Linked DNA regions of Homo sapiens: all the other regions are linked to region 1. Evidence: chromatin loops called from intact Hi-C (ENCODE). Cell type or tissue: B cell. All regions are shown on one strand. Each heading gives the region's core, and the rest is flanking DNA. Links, peaks and the distances in the headings are about the cores only. Region 1 overlaps TJAP1 (tight junction associated protein 1). Region 2 holds the start of DNPH1 (2'-deoxynucleoside 5'-phosphate N-hydrolase 1). Region 3 has its middle 14 kb from the start of ZNF318.

What was found. Hi-C counts contacts between places; a loop is a spot of excess contacts. Peaks named below come from ENCODE experiments on the same cell type or tissue, not always from the same donor. Only the 100,000 strongest peaks of a DNase experiment are listed, where the experiment ranks them.
Region 2: a loop joins it to region 1, with 11 times the contacts of the local background. A loop is called at or near these places in 8 of 110 quality-filtered maps.
Region 3: it touches region 1 in a loop (2.8-fold over the local background); 55 of 110 quality-filtered maps call a loop at or near these places.

What each region holds. Positions count from the first base shown.
Region 1 is chr6:43,503,128-43,510,013 of GRCh38, forward strand. It overlaps TJAP1 (tight junction associated protein 1), which reads left to right. Exons shown (of 11, transcript NM_001350562.2): 9 at 274-381; 10 at 496-579; 11 at 1,634-3,427. The coding sequence ends at 2,728. LRRC73 (leucine rich repeat containing 73) reads right to left here. Exons shown (of 6, transcript NM_001012974.4): 1 at 6,387-6,886; 2 at 5,633-5,793; 3 at 5,171-5,293; 4 at 4,699-4,799; 5 at 4,329-4,551; 6 at 3,841-4,181. The coding sequence starts at 6,658. The coding sequence ends at 4,111. Among named protein-coding and RNA genes, the nearest start is that of LRRC73, 3.8 kb to the right of the region's middle. RefSeq lists a silencer at 6,797-6,886. In B cell, for the core only: CTCF peaks have their summits at 3,756 (motif pointing left) and 3,955; DNase peaks (open chromatin) are centred at 3,764, 4,744, 5,164, 5,204 and 1 weaker place; H3K27me3 peaks cover 1,017 bases.
Region 2 is chr6:43,226,045-43,232,930 of GRCh38, forward strand. DNPH1 (2'-deoxynucleoside 5'-phosphate N-hydrolase 1) reads right to left here and starts at 3,437. Exons shown (of 4, transcript NM_006443.3): 1 at 3,217-3,437; 2 at 283-351; 3 at 1-99. The coding sequence starts at 3,412. RefSeq lists silencers at 3,046-3,235, 3,296-3,735 and an enhancer at 3,219-3,718. In B cell, for the core only: CTCF peaks have their summits at 3,461 (motif pointing right) and 3,661; a DNase peak (open chromatin) is centred at 3,437; H3K4me3 peaks cover 1,307 bases; H3K27ac peaks cover 1,273 bases; H3K27me3 peaks cover 545 bases.
Region 3 is chr6:43,380,586-43,387,471 of GRCh38, forward strand. No RefSeq gene overlaps it. Among named protein-coding and RNA genes, the nearest start is that of ZNF318, 14 kb to the left of the region's middle. RefSeq lists an enhancer at 2,914-3,093. In B cell, for the core only: no CTCF peak of the experiment used is centred there; a DNase peak (open chromatin) is centred at 3,376; H3K4me3 peaks cover 2,236 bases; H3K27ac peaks cover 2,216 bases.

The DNA of each region.
Region 1 (6,886 bases), core at 692-5,691:
CTGGAACCTCAGGGGATGGACAGCTCTTATACTGCCTGTGTCCTGGGCCCAGGTGGCAGGAAGTCATGCTAAGAAAGCCCCCACCCCACAGCCAGTCCAGAGAGCGGGAGAGATGCCCAGTCTCCTTCTGTCTGTCCGTCATTTGTCTCTGCTCTGTCCGCCTTGGCTGCCCTAGCACCTGTGGCCTCTTGTGTCTCCAGGATGGGAGGAGGTGGAGGGAGAGGAAGGGCTGGCTAGAGTGTGGGCTGGGTTAACCTCAAGTCTGTGCTTCAGATCAAGAAGGCTGAGATGGATAGGAAGACGCTGGACTGGGAGATTGTGGAGCTGACCAACAAGCTGCTGGATGCCAAGAACACCATCAACAAGCTGGAAGAGCTCAATGTATGTGCGCTTCACTACTCGGGCCTTCCTCACCTGGGGCTAGCTTTGTCCTGGCTCGGCCCTGCTTCCTTGGAGAGGGCTGGGCTGGGCTCTGAAACAGGTCTGTGTCTGTAGGAGCGGTACCGGCTGGACTGCAACCTGGCTGTACAGCTCCTCAAGTGCAACAAGTCCCACTTCCGAAACCACAAGTTTGCCGATGTGAGTAGAACTCACCCCCTCCCTGCCCACATAGACCATTCCGGCCACTGTAGGACTCCTCTAACTCCAGTTTCTGCACCTCTCTCTGTCCTCCTCTTCCCACTTTGCCCTCCTCTTGCCTCCATGTCACCTCTCAAGCCAGTCAACTCTGCCACTGGTTGGTGTCCCGTGTACTGTCCAGGGCCCATCACTAGTTCTGGGGGGCCAGCCCTGTTGGTTTCTGTAACAGAGACAGAGAGAGAAGATCCTGGGCAGGAAGGAGAGGGTAGTCAGAGCTATCTGCCCAAAGAGTACTAAGAGAGGATTAGGCCCATCTGATCATGTTACCCCAAGGGGTAAACTCTAGACCCCACAGCTTCAGGCCCAAGGTTTATGTGGCCTGCAGAAGTAGAAGAAGTAGAGGTATTTCTTTTTTTTTTTTTTTTTGAGACGGAGTCTTGCTCTGTCACCTAGGCTGGAGTGCAGTGGCACAATCTCGGCTCACTGCAACCTCCGCCTCCCGGCTTCAAGCAATTCTCCTGCTTCAGCCTCCCAAGTAGCTGGAATTATAGGCGCCCACCACCACGCCTGGCTAATTTTTTTGTCTTTTTAGTAGAGATGGGGTTTCATCGTGTTAGCCAGGATGGTCTCGATCTCCTGACCTCGTGATCCACCCGCCTCGGCCTCCCAAAGTGCTGGGATTACAGGCATGAGCCACTGTGCCCGGCCCAGAAGTAGAGGTATTTCTAAGGCTACTGGTCTATGCAGATTCTCCAAACTTAAGTATGGTTTGGGCAGAAGCTGGGAGATAGAAGTTTGAGAACATGCTGGCTGCAGCAGCAGATCCGGGTTTAAATCTTGGCCAAGTTAACCAAAGCTTTGAGTTGTCTTCCCCTCTCCAGGCCTATGTGTCTGTGAAGTGAGGGTATACACACTGGCATGCTGTAAGAACAGGAGATAGCAGAGTGCTGAGTACACAGAGGTACTTAAAGGTGGGAGCCATTACTTTCGCCATGAGTCAAGTTATCTTTGGCTGCGATCATTGATGTCTCTCTTTCCTGCTCTTTTACCTCAGCTGCCCTGTGAGCTACAGGACATGGTTCGGAAACATTTGCACAGTGGTCAAGAGGCCGCCAGCCCAGGTCCTGCTCCCAGCCTAGCCCCAGGGGCTGTGGTGCCTACCTCAGTCATTGCCCGAGTGTTAGAGAAGCCGGAGTCTCTACTGCTCAATTCAGCCCAGTCAGGCAGCGCCGGGCGCCCCTTGGCTGAGGATGTCTTTGTGCATGTGGACATGAGTGAGGGTGTCCCAGGTGATCCAGCCAGTCCCCCGGCCCCTGGCAGCCCCACCCCACAACCCAATGGGGAGTGCCACTCTCTGGGTACTGCCAGGGGCTCCCCGGAGGAAGAGCTGCCCCTGCCAGCCTTTGAGAAGCTGAACCCCTACCCAACCCCGTCTCCACCACACCCACTGTATCCTGGCCGCAGGGTAATAGAGTTCTCTGAGGATAAGGTTCGGATCCCCCGCAACAGCCCCCTGCCCAACTGCACTTACGCTACCCGCCAGGCCATTTCCCTGAGCCTGGTAGAGGAGGGGAGTGAGCGGGCCCGCCCCAGCCCAGTGCCCAGCACCCCTGCCTCAGCCCAGGCCTCACCCCACCACCAGCCCAGCCCAGCACCCCTAACACTCAGTGCCCCAGCTAGCTCTGCCAGCTCTGAAGAGGACCTGCTGGTCAGCTGGCAGCGGGCATTTGTGGACCGTACTCCACCACCTGCTGCTGTGGCCCAGCGCACAGCCTTTGGACGCGATGCCCTCCCTGAGCTGCAGCGCCATTTTGCCCATAGCCCCGCTGACAGAGATGAGGTGGTCCAGGCACCTTCTGCCCGACCCGAAGAGAGTGAGCTTTTGCTACCCACAGAACCTGACTCTGGCTTTCCCAGGGAGGAAGAAGAGCTGAACCTGCCTATCAGTCCTGAGGAAGAGCGCCAGAGCCTGCTGCCCATTAACAGGGGCACAGAGGAGGGGCCAGGCACTTCCCACACCGAGGGCAGGGCCTGGCCACTCCCCAGCTCCAGTCGCCCCCAGCGCAGCCCCAAGAGGATGGGGGTTCACCACCTGCACCGCAAGGACAGCCTGACCCAGGCCCAGGAGCAGGGCAACCTGCTCAACTAGGGCCCCTGCTGGCCTTCCTGCCATTGCTGCACCAGGACTGCAAGGAGTCCCCACACCTTGGCAGCTCAGGGTCCCCAGTCCAAGCCCTTGACCTCTCCTCTATCCAGACCCGCACAGCTGTTTCCTGTGTGGATGGGGTCAGGTTGTGGGCCATGCCAGGCCTGTCAGCTGCGTTGACTGACTGCAGCAGCTTGCCTCATGGTTTTCCCTTTTTCTTAGAATATTTATTCTTCAGAGGTAACATGCAGTTGGGTCTCAAGACCTTTCCTCCAATCAGCCCAACCCAGCCCAGACTGGGCTTTTCTGGGGAGCTGAGGAGTTTATCAGTATTCATCTTCCATCCTTTCATAGTCACAAGTTTTGTTATTTTGTTTTTTTTTGGGGGTGATGGTGTAATTGTTAACCTCATTTCCGTTTCCTACCTGTTTGCTTCCCCCCCCAGTCCTCCGCATGAGCTGTTGCCCTCCAGGGGCCTGGCACAGCTGGCCTTGGGGACGAGGGAGAGGACTGATTCAGGGCCCCCTCAGCTGTCTCCTCCCTCCCTCTGGAAAGGAGGGTGGGGCTCAGGGGCCTCAAGCTGGGCTCTGTGTGAGGCCTGGCCCCCACTCCCAACCTTGGCTCTAGACTGTTACTCTTAAGCTTTGAGAAATTTTCACATTGATGACTATTTTAAAATCAAATAAAACTATTTTACTGGTATGGCCTAACTTGTCTTAATGACCTCCCCTCTCCCACTTTTCTCCCCATTCATAAGTATTCCCAGTCCTAGTCTCATCCTAGTCGGCTAGTGACTCCCCCTCGCCCCACTCTGCCTAGGGTTTCCCTAGGCACAGAGCATCAGGGAGCGGGAAAGGGGGCACCTTAAGTAACCTTAGCAGGGTTCCTGAGTCTTCCCTCGGAGGCAGGGACCATATCTTTATGGGGCTAGTGTAAGGTGTTGCCTCAGAGGCCTGGGTTCTAGGCCTGGCCAGGCCTATTTTGAGATCCTGGACCAGGTCACGCAGCTTAGAGCTTGGGCTGTGCGATGCTACTGCCCCCTAGTGGTGCTTACTGGTAGTTCCAATTCCTCCCCTACTGCCGGCCCCAAGTGACTACAGCCACACGACAGGTTGTGGAGTTCATAAAATCTTTTCCGAGCCAGCGGGTTGCAGCCAGAGCTGCCAAGTTCAAAGGCATTGCCGTGGGTTCAAGTGCCCCCCAAGGCTGTTGCTCAGTCACAGCTTCCAGAGCTTCCTTCCCACCACACTGCCAGGAGCTGCCAGAGCCCCCATGCAGCCCCTGACCCCAGTTCCCTCCCAAGTCCCAGGGCCTGACCCTGATATCTGGGGCAAGGTGCTCGGGACATAGATAAGTGAAATGGTGTGCAGAGGCCCAGTGGAGAGTCACATCTCGGTCTCAGCCAACAGACTGTCCCCTAGTCCTGACGTCATTAGCACCATCTGAGAGCTGGGATCTGTGGAAGGGCAGAGAAGTGTTCAGACCACCATTCCTTCCTCCAATGGGGACCACAGATAGGTGAGAGCCTAGGTTCTGCACACCCACTCTCCCTTGTCCCGAGCCTCTTCCAGACCTGGCTCTGATCAACCCTCTGGGTTCTTACCGCTGGGGCACATCCAGGAGCTGCTGCCTCTCTGGTGGGCAGCAGGCTCCCGCCCTCTCTCCCATTCCTGGGTGTCGCCAGCCCCTCCTGCCACTTCCTCCTCCTCCTCTCCCTCAGAGAGGAGGTCACAGATCTGTTGCTGCAGCTCTGGGCTAATGCTGTTCTCAGCCAACACCAGGCTCCGCAAAGCTGTGGGGTAATTTTCTACCATGTCCAGCAGGGTCTGAAGTGGGGAAGAATATGGAAAAGGATGAACACAGTTAAGGCAGGTCCTCAGACCTCAACCTGCCATGCCTTAGGTATGTCATCAGACACATAAACTAACCTCCACCCCATCCCCTGGCCGTGCCCAAACATGACGACTTCCCACCTGAGCTGACTGGTTGGTGAGCCCTGTGCCCTCCAAGTCTAGGACCTCTAGGGTACGACTAGAGGCCACAGCTACAGCCAGCATTCCTGCCACATGGTCACCTGGGGAGACAACACACGTGCACACATTCATACACATGCCTGCTAATCCTTACAGATAGCTTCCCCATTGCCTTAACAACTTTAGATACTAATCCCTGGCCAAGGAAACATGGACAATTGGTGGTGGTCAGGAAGGGATCATTGTGATTGGTGAGTGAAGGCACGAAGCAAGTTAGGCCCACGGGTGGTGACTGATGTTTTGATCTATTTGTTGGTCACCTGGTCCGCCACAAAGCTATCTCCTTGACCCCTGGGGGCTCCCGTTTCTCTTCCCTCTCCCAGTGTACGGGTTACCATGTCAACTGATGGTCCCAGGCTCTTGGATAGGGCATGAGGCAGTGACAGCCCAAGGGGGTATTCTTGAGCCTCACCCAGGGGGTTGTAATCCAGATTGAGGACGCGGACCTGGGAGCTGTGGGCCACGGCAATGGCAAGGCGGCTCCAGCCCTTAGGGGTGATGCCAGGGTTGGCACTCAGCGTTAGCTCCTTCAAGCCTGGGCAGCATCATAGCAAGAAACCAGAATAGGGAGGGTTAAGCCCTCCTCCAGCCCTTCCCCACAATCCCTGTGTCTCTGGGGTGTCCCTAGTGGCTGGGCACCACCTTACCCCCACCATAGAGGTCAAGAGCCATTAAGGAGGCCCATGCTTCCTCTGCCTGCCCCAGCCTGGATTCCTGAGTCTCCATGCTGCCCCCCGTCCTGCCCCTTCCTGAGAGGAGTAGAAAGATGTTCTCGCCCACATCATCAGAGCTCTGGGGCCACACCCCCTTCCCTCTGCATTTCGATTTTCATCACTGCCACACTAGCCCAAGCCCTCAACAGGGTCCTGCTCACCAGATTTGGCCCCATCTGGGGGCAGGAGGCCACAGATGAGGTTGATGGCTTCATCACCCAGCATGCAGTCCCCCAGGTCCAGAGCCACGAGGGCAGGGTGGAGGGCCAGGGCTGGGTTCAGCAAGGCCAGCCCCGCATCTGTCAGGGGGCTCCCATGCAGGCTGGAGGAGAGTGAGAGAGCAGGGTTACTGCAGTCCTCCGCACTATCTACATGGGAAAGGGGCACTTTCACTTCTGTCAGCCCTAGGTATGGGGAGGGCAGTCACAGCGCTTGAGAGGCCTGGAAAAGGAGAAGGAAAGTTCTAGATTCTCAGGGAATACAGATAGAGGGAGAATTCGGTTTGTTTTCTGGGGCAGGGATCCAGGACATTGCACAGGGAGGGGCAGAGAAGGGGTGGGTGGGTGGTGGACCGGAACTCTGCAGTGGGCAGGGCTCTCGTCCCCACGGGGATATTCCCCCTTGGGAACCAAGGAGCTGCCCCAGTGAAGTAAATGCAGATGATTAGGTGGGGAGGTACGGCCCCCACCTCATGTCAGGAACTGGTGGGTATCCCAACACGGCTAGGGTCGCGCGTGCAAAGTCCAAGCATGTGCTTGGAGGGTGCTGTGAAGGCATGGGCCGAGGCACGGTGTATGTGCATAAGGCATGTGAAGGTAGGATGGTACTGGAAGGAGTGTGGAGGAACAGGAGGTGCCAGGGGAGTGTATGGAAGGGTGCAGTGCCCGGGACCCCCTTGCGAGGGGGCGCACTCACAAGAGGGACTGGATGGAGCGGTTGGTCCGCAGAGCCTCAGCCAGCTGCTTGATGCGGCTGGGGCTGGACACGACGCCCAGGTTAAGGTTGAGCTGCGCCAGGGACGTGGCCCCGGCCAGGGCCCGGCAGATGCGGCCAAAGTCGCGGTCGCAGAGGCGGCAGCCGCGCAGTGAGAGCAGGCGCACGGCGTTGTCGCGAAGGCCGCGGCAGATGTCCCGCACCTCGGCGCCGGACAGCGGCTCCCCCGAAATCTGGATGGAGCTGGGCAGCATCGTGCCCACGGCTGGGCCTCCGGGTACGGGGCCGGAACGGAGGTTGGTGGGGCCGCGGGCGGGGCCGGGGATAGGGCCGGGGTCGGGGCCCCGGCAGGGGTCGCGGGCGGAGTGGGGCCGGGGGTGGAGGCGGCGGCTGTGGCGGAGGCTGCGGCTGCGGCGGAGGCTGCGGCGGGGGCGGAGAAGAGCTACCGGGACTGAGCCGGAGCCGGCCAGAGGTGCGGAGGC
Region 2 (6,886 bases), core at 1,258-6,257, 280 kb before region 1:
GCGGGCGGAACAGGCACAGGATCCGCTTGTTAAAGGCCACGGCCCGGCCCAGCTCATAGCCTACACCCAAGGATGGCTGTGTCACTTCTGCCACGACCACTGGGAGGAAAGATGAGAGGAAGCCTCAGCATTGGGGGCACTTGAGGTTCATAAGGAAGACGACGGTGTGGCTGTGGTGAGGAGGGAACTCTGGGAGTCCCTTCTAGGTGTGGAGGCTGGGATGTCCAGGGGAACCCAGCACTCCAGAGGAGTTAGGTGCTGGAAGGAGGGAGCGCCACTCACCGTCCGCCTGCTGCAGCCACTCCAGGTCCTGCTCATGGATGAGCCTGTCACCCCCAGCAGCCTCTTCCCCTGTGTTGAGGGAAAGCTGGTCAAGGACATGCCTCATGCTGGCTCCCAGTAACTCCTATGCCCTTGTATGTCCATACCCACCCTGCTCAGGGAGGGTGGGAGCCTTGTGCCAGATGACCTGACCAAACATGACAATCTCATCAAAGCAGCGAGGAAATGGAATAGCCACAAAAAGAAAAATTCAACCCTATGCAAGGTGGGACATGTGATTAGGGCCGAATGAGGAACATCAGCAGCACTAACTGTGGATGACATTGATTAGGGAAAGGTGCATGGGCACTTAGCCAAAAGTAGGAGAGGCATCCTAGGCCCAGAAGGTAGGGATCTCGGGTCTTAGCTTGATTAAATGTTATCTTCCAGGACAGTGAGGCTCAGCCCACCGCATCAGGGTAGGACCACTGGGGAGCTTGTTAGAAGTACAGATTCCAGGGCCAGGCGCGGTGGCTCATGCCTGTAATCCCAGCACTTTGGGAGGCTGGGGCGGGTGGATCACTTGAGGTCAGGAGTTCAAAACCAGCCTGGCCAACATGGTGAAACCCCATCTTTACTAAAAATACAAAAATTAGCTGGGTGTGGTGGTGCACACCTGTAATCCCAGCAACTTGGGAGGCTGAAGCAGGAGAATCACTTGAACCCAGGAGGCGGAAGTTGCAGTGAGCTGAGATCGCACCACTGCACTCCAGCCTGGGCAACAGAGCAAAACTCCATCTTAAAAAAAACAAGAAAAAGTACAGATTCGGGCCAGGCGCGGTGGCTCACGCCTGTAATCCCAGCACTTTGGGAGGCCAAGGCGGTAGGATCACGAGGTCAGGAGTTTGAGACCAGTCTGGCCAACATGGTGGAACCCCATCTCCACTAAAAATTAAAAAATTAGCCAGGCGTGGTAGCAGGCGCCTGTAATCCCAGCTACTCGGGAGGCTGAGGCAGGAAAATTGCTTGAACCTGGGAGGAGGAGGTTGCAATGAGCGGAGATCACTCCACTGCACTCCACCCTGGGCGACAGAGCAAGACTCTGTCTTGGGGGAAAAAAAAAAGTACATATTCGAAGGCTTTATCCCAGATGATCAGAACCTGCATTTTTAACAGGCTCCCTCAGATGACACTAAAGACCTGGAGAGCCACCAGGCAGTCTGGATATACCATGAACTAATGAGCTGTAAGCTTCAGGGTCCTCCACTTGCACAGGCCCTTTCCAAACCATCAGCAACTTTGTATTGTGATTTTTGTCTTTTTAAAGAGGTCTCCCAGAATTGCATGAGGTCCCACAAATTGTGGGTCTGCTCTTGGGTAGGATAAGTGGAAACCACTTAAGGTTTTCTGAGCAGAAGCACAAGCATTCAAGATACAATTTTCAAACTGGAAGGATCTGCAAGATTCCAGACCAGCACATCAAATATGCTTTAGAGAAATCCAGCCAGACTCAGCGGCTCATGTCTGTAATCCCAACACTTTGGGAGGCTGAGGCAGGCAGATCACTTGGGCTCAGGAGTTCAAGACCAGCCTGGCCAACATGGCAAAATCCCGTCCCTATAAAAAATACAAAACTTAACCAGGTATGGCGGCACACACCTGTAGTCCCAGCTACTTGGGAGGCTGAGGTGGGAGGATTGCTCAAGCCCGGGAGGCAGAGGTTAGCAGTGAGCTGAGATTTTGCCACTGCACTCCAGCATGGGTAATAGAACAAGACTGTTTCCAAATAAATAACTAAATAAATAGAAAGAGAAAGAAAAACCCAGCAGCCAGGAGCAGAACACAATAATGGCCTGAAAGAGAATATGAGGCCAGCATGGGGGCTCACATCTATAGTCCCAGCACTTCGGGAGGCCTGAGGCGGGAGGATCACTTGAGGCTAGGAGGTCGGGACCAGACTGGGCAACATAGTGAGACTCCCAATCTCTACAGAAAAATTTTGAGCCAGGCATGGTGTCGTGCCCCTGCAGTCCTTGCTAATAGGAGGCTGAGGCTGGAGGATCATGAGTTTAGGAAGCCGAGGCTGCAGTGAGCTATGATCGCACCACTGCACTCCAGCCTGGGCGACAGAGAGGCCCTTGTATCAACAAAACAAAAATGTGAGAGAGGGTAATAGTGAGAACTGGGGTCAGCCAGGTCTAAAAGAGTGCTGATGTCTTCACAGAAAAAGGGGAGGCAGGCCCTGGGCGGTGGCTCCTGTCTGTAATCCCAGCACTTTGGGAGGCCGAGGCGGGCAGATCACCTGAGGTCAGGAGTTCGAAACCAGCCTGACCAATATGGTGAAACACCGTCTCTACTAAAAATACAAAAAGTAGCCGGGTGTGGTGACGCGTGCCTGTAGTCCCAGCTACTCGGGAGGCTGAGGCAAGAGAATCACTTGAACCCGGGAGGTCGAGGTTGCAGTGAGCCGAGATCACGCAACTGCACTCCAGCCTGGGCGACAGAGTGAGATTCCGTTTCAAAAACAAAACAAAACAAAACAAAAAAAGTTGGTGGGGAGGCAGGAGGATACCTTTCGTGTTGGGTGGTGGAAAAGATTCCAGCGGGTGAGGTGGGAACTGAGCCCAAGCAAAGCAGCCCAATCTACCTTCTTTCTGTTGCACCCTACAAACGCTCTGAAAGCAGCTGAAGACAGAGTTCTCCAAGAAGGAACCAAAGGTCAAGATAATGCTGAGTCTGCCTTACACCCGCAGGCTTGCTGGGACCCACGCAGCCCGAGCCCCGGCCCGTTTCCTTCTCGGGCTGGGGCGCTGGATGGAGCACCGGGGTAGGAGGGCGGGCTCCGGGCGCCGGGAGCGCAGCTGCCGGGGGTCGGGGGGGCGGACAGGCCGGGTCCCTGCCACCCCAGCCAGGTCCGCGCCCGCGTCCCCGCGTCCCGCGGCCCCAGGGCCTCACCGCGCGCGCCCAGCTCGGCGGCCGCCACGTGCTCGGTGAGCACTGTCCCGAATCGCCGCAGCCGAGACACGATCCGCTCGTACAGCGTCCTGTCCTCGCGTCCGCCGCGAATGCTCCCGCAGAAGTACAGGGCCGGGCGGCCAGGCTCCCCGCGCTCCCAGCTCTCGCTGCGCCCCGGCACCATGGCAGCAGCCATTCCCCAGCCGCCCGCGCTCTCCGGCGCCAGGGGGCGCCAGCCCGCGGCCACGTGACCCCGCCCGGCCCAGCGCAGAGCCCGGCTGCTGAGTCCACACCTGTGGAATGGGGACGACGAACTGGGAGGATCCAGCCGGGACCCTTTCGGGAACACACCCTTCCTGGACTTGACGTTCGGATGCCTAACACGCACCTTAACTTGACCTTGTCCAGGCAGAACTCGAGGGCTTCCCCACCTCACCCGCTTCTGCTCCCCTCCTCCCCGCCGTCTTCCCCAGCTGCATCCTCCCAGCTGCTCAGGCCCAAGACCCTCGGAGTCATCTGGATCGTTCCCTTTCTCTCAAACTCTGCGTCCCATCCATTGACAACTCGTGTGGATTCGTCCTTCCAAATCTGAAATCTCACGACCGCCTACAGGGCCACCACCCTGGTCTAAGCCTCCTCTGGGCTCTCCACAGCCTCCTAACAGGTGTCCACATGTCGTGAGCTGCTCAAGGTCAGACAGAACCAGGTCCACCCACCTTTGTGTCTGTCCACAAGATCAGGTTTTTACTGATGCTATTTCAATCACAAAAGCTAGGCGTCACACGGAGTTCCCAAGAAGTCAGTTCTCCTTAGGACCACCTGTTCACTCGGTAGTCAGAGCCGCGGGCATGCAAGCTGGAGCCACTCCACAAGTCAGACTGTATTGCAAACCATCCATAGTATTATATGTAAGGATATAAATGTTACAGGTTAAAATTTCACATCAAACACAAGAACATTTAACATCAAGAGAAAAGGGGTTAACGAACCAGTCCAAGGAGAGTGCTGTGGACAGAGTCCCGGCCTGATGGGGATAGTCATCAAGAGCTTGCAAGGAAGAGTCCTTGATTTGGGCAGAGCCTTCAGAGGCAGACACCAGGTGCTGGGCACGAGTGATAGCAAGACTCGGTCTGTTAAGGTGGCCGTGTCTAGCTGCTGAAGTCCTGATCATTTTATGGTCCTTGAGTCCTCTGATGAGGACTTATAGTAAAGGGTGATGCCCTTATCTGGTTGGGTGTTGTCTCCATTGGTTAGGCGAACATCTGGACCCTGTTGGCTTGATGCCTTTTGAAATGTAAGATGAAGTTTTTTAAAACTTTATTTATTTATTTATTTATTATTTTTGGTGACAAGGTCCCTGTCGCCCACACTGGAGTGCAGAGGCACGATCATTGCTCACTGCAGCCTCAAACTCGTGCCTCAAGTTTGAGGGTTCAAGGAATCCTCCCACCTCAGCTTCCTGAGTAGCTAGGACTACAGGCACGTGCCACCATGCTGAGCTAATAAAAAAAAAATTGGCTGGGCTCGGTGGCTCATGTCTGTAATCCCAGCACTTTGGGAGGCCGAGGTGGGCAGATCACGAGGTCAGGAGATCGAGACCATCCTGGCTAACGCGGTGAAACCCCGTCTCTACTAAAAATACAAAAAGTTAGCCAGGCGTGGTGGCACACTCCTGTAGTCCCAGCTACTCCAGAGGCTGAGGCTGGAGAATCGCTTGAACCCGGGAGGCAGAGGTTGCAGTGAGCCAAGATCACGCCACTGCACTCCAGCCTAGGCAACAGAGTGAAACTCCATCTCAAAAAAAAAAAAATTGTAGAGACGAGGTCTCACTATGTTTCCACGGCTGGTCTCAAAACTCCTAGACCCAAGCAATCCCCCTACCTCAGCCTCCCAAAGCGCTGGGATTACAGGCATAAGCGAATGTGCCCAGTGATGGAGTCTTTCTAAGATGGAATTACTTATGTCAAGGGTTCTCTATACACCTCCCCTGGCCCTTCCCTGCTACAGTTTGCTCTCCACTCAGCAGCTTGAGTGATCTAGGTCATGACCCTCCTCTGCTCAAAACCCTCCAGTGGTTCCCATCTCACTTGGGGTAAAAACTGAAAACCTCACAGTAGCTCACAAGGCTCCAGATGATCCTGTCACCCTCTTACTTCCCTAACTCCAGCTTCTATTACTTTCATTCACTTCTCTGCCACCTCACTGGCTTCCTGGCTGTTCCTTAAGCATGTCAGCCATGCCCTTGCCTCAGAGTCTTTGCATTTGCTGTTCCCTCTGCCCGGAACACTGTTCTCCCAGGTAGCTTCCTGGCTCACTCCTCATTTCCTTCAAGTCTTTGTTCACACTTCACCTTCCCTGATCACCCTATTCAATATGGCAGCCCTCCATCCCCCAGTACTCTCTATCACCCTTCCCTACCTTGCCTTTTCTCCTTCTCATACACCATATAACTTATTAATTTTGTTGCATGTTTTTCTATACCTAGTAGAAGGTCGTTCACTGCTGTATTCCTGCTTTCTTTCTTTTCTTTCTTTCCTTCTTTCTCTTTCTTTCTTCTTTCTTTCTTTTTCTTTCTTTCCTTCCTTCCTCCCTCCCGTCCTTCCTTTCCTTCCTTCCTTCCTCCTTCTTTCTTCTTTCTTTCTTTCTTTTTCTTTCTTTCTCCTTCTTTCTTCCTTCTTTCCCCTTCCTTCCTTCCTCTCTCTCTCTTCTTTCTTTCCCTTCCTCCCTCCCTTCCTTCCTCCCTTTCTTTCTTTCTCTTTTTTTCTCTTTCTTTCTTTTCTTTCTTAAGAGATGGTGTCTTGCTCTGTCACCCAGGCTGGAGTGCAGTGTCATGGTCACAGCTCACTGCAGCCTCAAACTCTTAGGATCAAGCAATCCTCCCTCATCATCCTCCTGAATAGCTGGGACTACAGGCGAGTGCCACCATGCCTGGCTAATTTTTTATAGAAATGGGGTCTCACTATGTTGCCCAGGCTTATCTTAAACTCCTGGGCTCAAGCAATCCTCCCACCTCAGCCTCCCAAAGTACTGGGATTACAGGTGTGAGCCACTGTGCCTAGCCTATCCCTGGTTTCTAGAACTATGCCTGGCACATAAGAAACATTTATTAAATATTTGTTGAATGAATGAGTGGTTTAAATGAGAGGATGTATTTCACAGCACTTCACAGTCTGCTCAGCCCTGTAGTAAGTAGGCTGATAGAGGCGGTATCTTCAGGGAGACAGGCAAGCACTCATTGTTCACCAATACTGATTTCATCCTCATTTTATTATGACAATCACAAATATATGACAAAACCTTCAAATGGAACAAGAGAGTATGCAGTGGAAAGAAAGTCCTGAGACCCCAGCCCCACTCCCCAGAGGAAAGCTCCATCAGTGTTTTCTTCCGTATTCTTCCTGAAAGATAAAATACTGAAGTATGCGAGTGCAGAGAAGATGCAACAATATGTATATTTTTAATGCTAAGATACAAAAGGGAGATAGAGATTTCAGAGTATTTCTGCCCACTGCTCTGCTGGGCCCAGCTAGGTATACACGGACCATGGGGCAAACATGAAGACACAGCTGCACACCTGTCCCTCCACCTCCGGGTGCCCTCTCTCACACACACACAAACATGCATACACAGATTAGGAAGGAGGCCTCATGTGCCAGCAGACTTGACAGGC
Region 3 (6,886 bases), core at 927-5,926, 120 kb before region 1:
AAACTGTGCAGTTCACAGTATTGATGGGAAATCTATAAAGAACAAGGCTCAGAAAATCCCTCCTACTGCCTGTTATCCACATATATCCTTCTTCCCATACTTAACTCTTCCAAAAAAAAATTTTCCTGTCCAGCACGCTTTGGACATCCCTTATACAAATGAAAATCACTTACTGCCTCCCTCAAAATAGCCTCAGATTTTAGCAGTCACTACATCCAGTTCCAAGCCCAGGGAGTCTTGTTGATGCCTATTCCTAGTTCTGCCCAGTCTTGTCTTGATATCTTTGTAGATTAGCTTGTAATGTTATCAATCACCAACACATATTTTTTTTTTTTTTTTTGAGATGGAATTTTGCTCTGTCACCCAGGCTGGAGTGTAGTGGCTCAATCTCAGCTCACTGCAACCTCTACCTCCCAGGTGGAAGCAATTCTTATGCCTCAGCCTCATGAGTGGCTGGGACCACAGGCACGCACCACCACGCTTGGCTAATTTTTGTATTTTTTTTTTTTAGTAGAAACGGGGTTTCACCATGTTGGCTGGGCTGGTCTCGAGCGCCTGACCTCAAGTGATCTGCCCGCCTCGGCCTCCCAAAGTTCTGGGATTACAGGCATGAGCCACCGTGCCCGGCCAACACATCATTTACTAAAAAAAAAAAGAGAGAGAGAGAAAAAAGAGAAATCAGTTAAGATATATGAATATATTTAGGAAAAATCAAGGAAAGAAATATGGAAAGAGGCTACCATTCTCATTTCCACAACTAATCAGAAGGCTGTGGGTATTTATGACTTCTGTCCTCTCTACTAGTTCTGTGGTCTCTTTGCCTTTAGGCAGAACCTCAGCTGGTCAGTATATGACCCAAATCTCATTTCTGAGAGATCCAAGCTTTTGGTGGTCCTGCCTGTTCAAGGGGTTAAAGATGTCTTTCATTAACTTTTAGTTCTGATCATGGTTTCATGAGGATGCACCCCAGGGGATCCCCTCTGTACCATCAATATGCCTCTTGACCCCAGTGTGTAACTACAATCTTATTTCTTCACAAAAATCAGGATTAATGACTCAATACCATAACTTACCATAACTTCTTTTTTCCCCGTTGATCTACTGCAGTGAGGAACCCAAAGTGGCCAGTGGCCATCTCACCCTAAACTGTTGTTCCTACTGGTGGAATATTTCTCACCAGCAGAGCTCAGAGTTGATGTAGTGGGGAGAATAATAGTTCCCAAAGATATCCACATCTTAATCCTCAAAACCTATGAATATGTTACATGATAAGAGGGAATTAAGGTTGCAGATGGAATTAAGGTTGCTAATTAGCTGGCCTGAAGATGGGAAAATGATCCTCTATTATCTAAGTGGGCCCAATGTAATCACCAGTGGTTACCTTCTAAAAGCAAGAGGGAGGCAGGAGAGTCAGTATTAGAGCACTCCATCATGGGAAAGATTCGACCAGCCATTGCTGGCTTTGAAAGGGGGGCCATGAGCCAAGAAATGTGGGTAACCTCCAGAAGTTAAAAAAGCCAAGGGAACAGGCAAGATTTGTCACCTAGGGCCTCCAAAAGTAACACAGCCCTGTCCACACCTTAATTTTAGCCCAGTGAGACCCATTTTGGATTTCTGCACTCCAGAGCTGTAAGATAATAAATATGTGTTGTTTTTTACTTTCCAAGTTTGTAGTAATTTGTTAAGGATACAAGTGTATTTTTTTTTTTTTTTGAGAAACTGTCCCACTCTGTTGGCCGGGCTGGCATGATCATGGCTCACTGCAGCCTCAACCTCCTGGGCTCAAGCAATCCTCCCACCCCTCAGCCTCCCAAGTAGCTGAGACTATAGGTATATGCCACCACACCCTGCTAATTTTTTGTACTTTTTGTTGGGACTGGATTTTGCCATGTTCCCCAGGCTGGTCTTGAACTCCTGGGCCCAAGAGATTCCCTTGCCTCAGCCTCCCAAAGTGCCGGGGTTACAGGTGTGAGCTACCACGCCCAGCCACAAGTGTAACTGTAATAGGTACCACCTCACCTATATATCTCATCCCCACCCTTGTATATTTTTGGTTATGAGAGAAATGCTCCACATCGTTGGTCACTATTTCAGAGCTTATGTCACATTCTGTAGGATACCACTCTAATCTTTTTTTTTCTTTCTTTCTTTGAGACAGAGTTTTGCTCTTGTCACCCAGGCTGGAGTACAATGGTGCGATTGCGGCTCACTGCAACCTCCAGCTCCTGGGTTCAAGCTATTCTTCTGCCTCAGCCTCCCGAGTGGCTGGGATTACGGGCATGTGCCAAACACGCTTGGCTAATTTTGTGTTTTTAGTAGAGATGGGGTTTCACCATGTTGGTCAGGCTGGTCTCGAACTCCTGACCTCAAGTGATCCACCCGCCTTGGCCTCCCAAAGTGCTGGGATTACAGGCGTGAGCCACCGTACCCGGCTGATACCGCTATGATCTTATGAGATGTTGTCTCCAGTTGGCAAAATAAAAACTAAGACCTCAGTAAGCCTATTCTATAAGACTAGCTGGAATATACAATAAAACTAAATAAGGAATCCCAGAAGAGTTGAATTGTGTATCCCAGCTGTCTTACTTCTTCCACCGTAAAAGTACTCCCTTGGCCAAAAGCATCATTGTGTGGGATGTCATGTTGAATGCCTTATGAGTCATTCAGTAAGTTTCTGGATGGTGCTGGCAAAAATACAGTGAGTAGGAAAAATATATAGAAATTTAAAGTAAGTTTCTTCTACAATGAAGATAAATTACTGCCCTGTCCATGAAGGAAGAGGTCCAAACTGGCAGTAGCAGGTCAATCTTAGTGTGAGAACGTCCACGTGATTGAGCCTTTACACTCAACATGCATTGCCTCCATCAGTGGTCCCATGGTCACTTTGTTCACAAGCTCATACAGCACACTCTGGTGTAACTAGGGGAAAGGGTGGATACCATCCATAGAGCAGTTCATCTTCTCTACCTGATTGTTGATAACCCTCTTCTACTCACGAGGCACAAATGTTCTCATTATAGTAGATTGGTTTTCTCAACATACGTTCTAAACTCCTTAGACTGGTTTTCTCAACATACATTCTAAACTCCTTCGTACCTTTCTATACTGAGAGTCTAGAAAGATAAAAGCTGTATTTCTCAGATCCTATTACAGTTATGGTTTCAGGTGTAATTGAGATTTTTGCCAATCAGGTATATTCCCATGAGACTTGAATGTGAAACCCAGTTAACTGAGTGATGTGGAGAAAGAGGCAGGATATGAAGTATTCACTTTGCTGCTGTGAATCATGACAGAGGAAGTGTGGTTCTGTGGTTACCGACGTGCTGATTTGCTGGTTTCCTGCAGTGGAAGCCATAGCTTACCCAAGCATAGCAGAATCAGTGAGATTCTGGGTGTGGGGAGTGCTCTTACAAGCTCCACCTAAAGCTTCTTCCCCTACCCCTTACAAATATTGTGTAAGCCACACGTGATCCCTGGTAATAACGCCCTTCTCCCTTAAATTAAGTAGAGTGGTATCTGTGGTCTGCAACTGAATCATGACAGATACTGTCACATTTGGGAACCATTTTAAGAAGTTCTTCCACATTATACTTCTCCAACTTCATTTTAATATCACTTCTAACTCCCTAATCATCTAGCCAAACCATTAACCTCAGACTCTTTTTTTTTTTTTTTTTTTTTGAGATGGAGTCTCGCTCTGTCACCCAGGCCGGAGTGCAGTGGCGCGATCTCAGCTCCCTGCAAGCTCTGCCTCCCAGGTTCACGCAGCTGGAACTACAGGTGCGTGCCGCCATGCCTGGCTAATTTTTTTGGGGTTTTTTTTGTATTTTTTAGTAGAGACGGGGTTTCACCATGCTAGGCAGGATGATCTCGATCTCCTGACCTCGTGATCCACCTGCCTCGGCCTCCCAAAGTGCTGGGATTACAGGCATGAGCCACCGGGCCCGGCCAAATCAGTGTAGACTCTTAACCTGTTTCTCCTTCTGGGAAAACTGGTCAGGTAGTTGTATTTCTTGAAGTCCTGACTATCCTCAGTGTCCTTCAGGGTCACCCTTGATTGGGGGCCACAGTATCACAGCAGCCCATTTCTTTCTAATGCCAGCACATTAGGTGAAGACAGCTACAAACTAATCATGACTTTATTCCACTGCAGTCTGGTAACAAGGCCCATTTCATTGGTTATAGTGGTAGATGAAATAGCAATGCAGCAGAAGTAGTGGTGTGGGTGCTAGGAGCCATTTGTGTTTTCAGGATCTGCTGTGGCCTCATTTTGTGTATGTCATTTCTACTTGATAATGGATCCATGTCCTAGGTATGAACCAGCTTTATACCTAGGAAGACCAGATGATAGCCAGTTCATGATTATGCTGTGATCATGCTGGGTTCCATGATCATGCTGTGTCCGTGGCCCAGCAGCAAGCTGAGAGCTGATTCTCAAAGAGAGAATATTTACCTGCCAAAAGGCATGCTCAGAGGGCCTCTGCTATGATTATTCTATCAGGACATGCCATAGATGATAAAGTACCTCAGTCTGCCACAAACACTTTGAACATTATAAGGATCGCAAGGACTAAGTTGCACTGCAGACTGGACCAGCTGGAGAACCTTTTCTTCCTCTGAATCTCACTCAAGTATGGCTTCATTTCAAGTGACCAGATAAGGAGGTCAGAGCAGTAACCCAAATATGATCAATGTTGTCTCTAAATTCACCTAAGTGATGTGACTCTTTTGGTTTAGGGGTAGGTAGCACAAGTAAAGCAACTTGTCCTTCATTTTGAAGGGAGCACCTGTATGCAAGATCACTAAACATCAAGAAATATCAGTGAAGTGAAAAGCCTTTGTACTTGAACCTCCCTACCTTCCGGTATACATATATTTCCTAAAGCGTGTAAGATACTTGCTATTTTTTACTCCATATGCCCTATTAGTTTGATGTCATGAGTTCAGTGGGCCAGCATATCTTGTGAGATGGTAAGATGGGTCAGGATCCCTATGTGCTAACTTGTAGCAGAGTCAGAAAGTTCATGTAACCATGAGACAGTGTAGATTGATGTGTGTTATATCTGTTGTTTTCTGCTATTAAGCCAAAGAAAAATACTTCACTGGATTAATGTCTTCCTTTTCAATTGCATTTATTTGTTTATTTATTTATTTTACCTTCTTGCCTTCATCAATGTCTTGTTTGTATTTCGTACTTTTCTCTCTCTCTCTCTCTTTCTCTTTCTTTTCATTTTTTAAGAGATAGGGGCCGGGTGCAGTTGCTCATACCTGTAATCCCAGCACTTTGGGAGGCCGAGGCAGGTGGATCACCTGAGGTCAGGAGTTCAAGACCAGCCTGGCCAATATGGTGAAACCCCGTCTGTACTGAAAATACAAAAATTAGCTGGGTGTGGTGGCAGGCACCTGTAATCCCAGCATTTTGGGAGGCTGAGGCAGGAAAATTGCTTGAACCCAAGAGGTGGAGGTTGCAGTGAACTGAGATCAAACCACTGCACTCCAGCCTGGGTGACAGAGCAAGACTCTATCTCAGAAAAAAGAGAGAGAGAGAGAGAGAGAGAGATGGGGTATTCTGTGTTGCCCAGGCTGGTCTCAAACTCCTGGGCTCAAGTGATCCTCCCACCTCAGCCTCCCGAAATGCTGGGATTATGACTGTGAGCCACCATGTGTGGCATCCCTTTCTTTTCACTAACACTCTCTCAAAATAGATGTAACCATTCTTCTGACTTCTAATATCCTTGATCAGTTTTTCTGATTCTTGAACTTCATACACTGGCAGTGTATAAGCACTATACCTGCTCCAGATTCTTGCCAAATATTGGTATTGTCAGGTTTTCTTTTTAATGTAAGCCTTTCTAGTAGATGTAGTACTGTTCTGTGTTTTCTTAGATTCAATTCTGTATTTGTGTATTTGGTATCCATTAATCATAGGGCCAAACTGCCAGCCAAAGTTGTTTACATGTCCCCTGGATCCAGCTTTCACAAGCACACAAAAATCCTCCAACAAATCCTGACATAGAAAACTGTGTTTTCTTAGCAGATGTGATCGTATAGTTTTGTAACCTCATTACTATTATAAATGTAAATAATTCTCATACTTTCTCACCTCTAGAGGGAGCTTCTTTCACAGTTATTCTTGTTCTTTGGCAGCAGTTTAAATGAGGCCAGACTCAATCTCTTTTTGAAAATAAACCTAGCAGAGTTAGGGGTCTTTAGGTTTTCCATCATGCCAATCACTCTCTTCTCATTTGAAGAGACAGTATGAATACTATAAGTATTCACAAACATAGAAATACTGGGCCAGGTGCAGTGGCTCACACTTGTAATCCCAGCACTTTGGGAGGCCAAGGTGGGTGGATCACCTGAGGTCAGGAGTTCGAGACCAGCTTGACCAATATGGTGAAACCTTATCTTTACTAAAAATACAAAAATTAGCCGTGCATGGTGGTGCCTGCCTGTAATCCCAGCTACTCAGGTGGCTGAGGCCCGAGAATCACTTGAACCTGAGAGGCAGAGGTTGCAGTGAGCTGAGATTGCGCCACTGCACTCCAGCCTGGGCGACAGAGTGAGACCCCGTCTCACAACAAACAAACAAAGAAACAAACAAACAAAAAAACACAGTAGGTTTATTTTGAAAGTAATTTTCCCAGGACAAGAGTTTTACATGACCTCCTTTTCAAAGTATACTTCCAATGAATTCACATTAATAGAAAACAGTACAGAGTAAGTTGATAATTATGAATCGTCAGCAAGTCTCCATTTTGCACAAATGGAAATGGAGAAAACAAGATTGATATTTTCCTAAATGTTTTCAATTTAACGCTGCATCATATCAGAGTCTTGGAATTCATTTTATAAAGTGAAAGGATATTTCTCTCTCTGTTGCTTC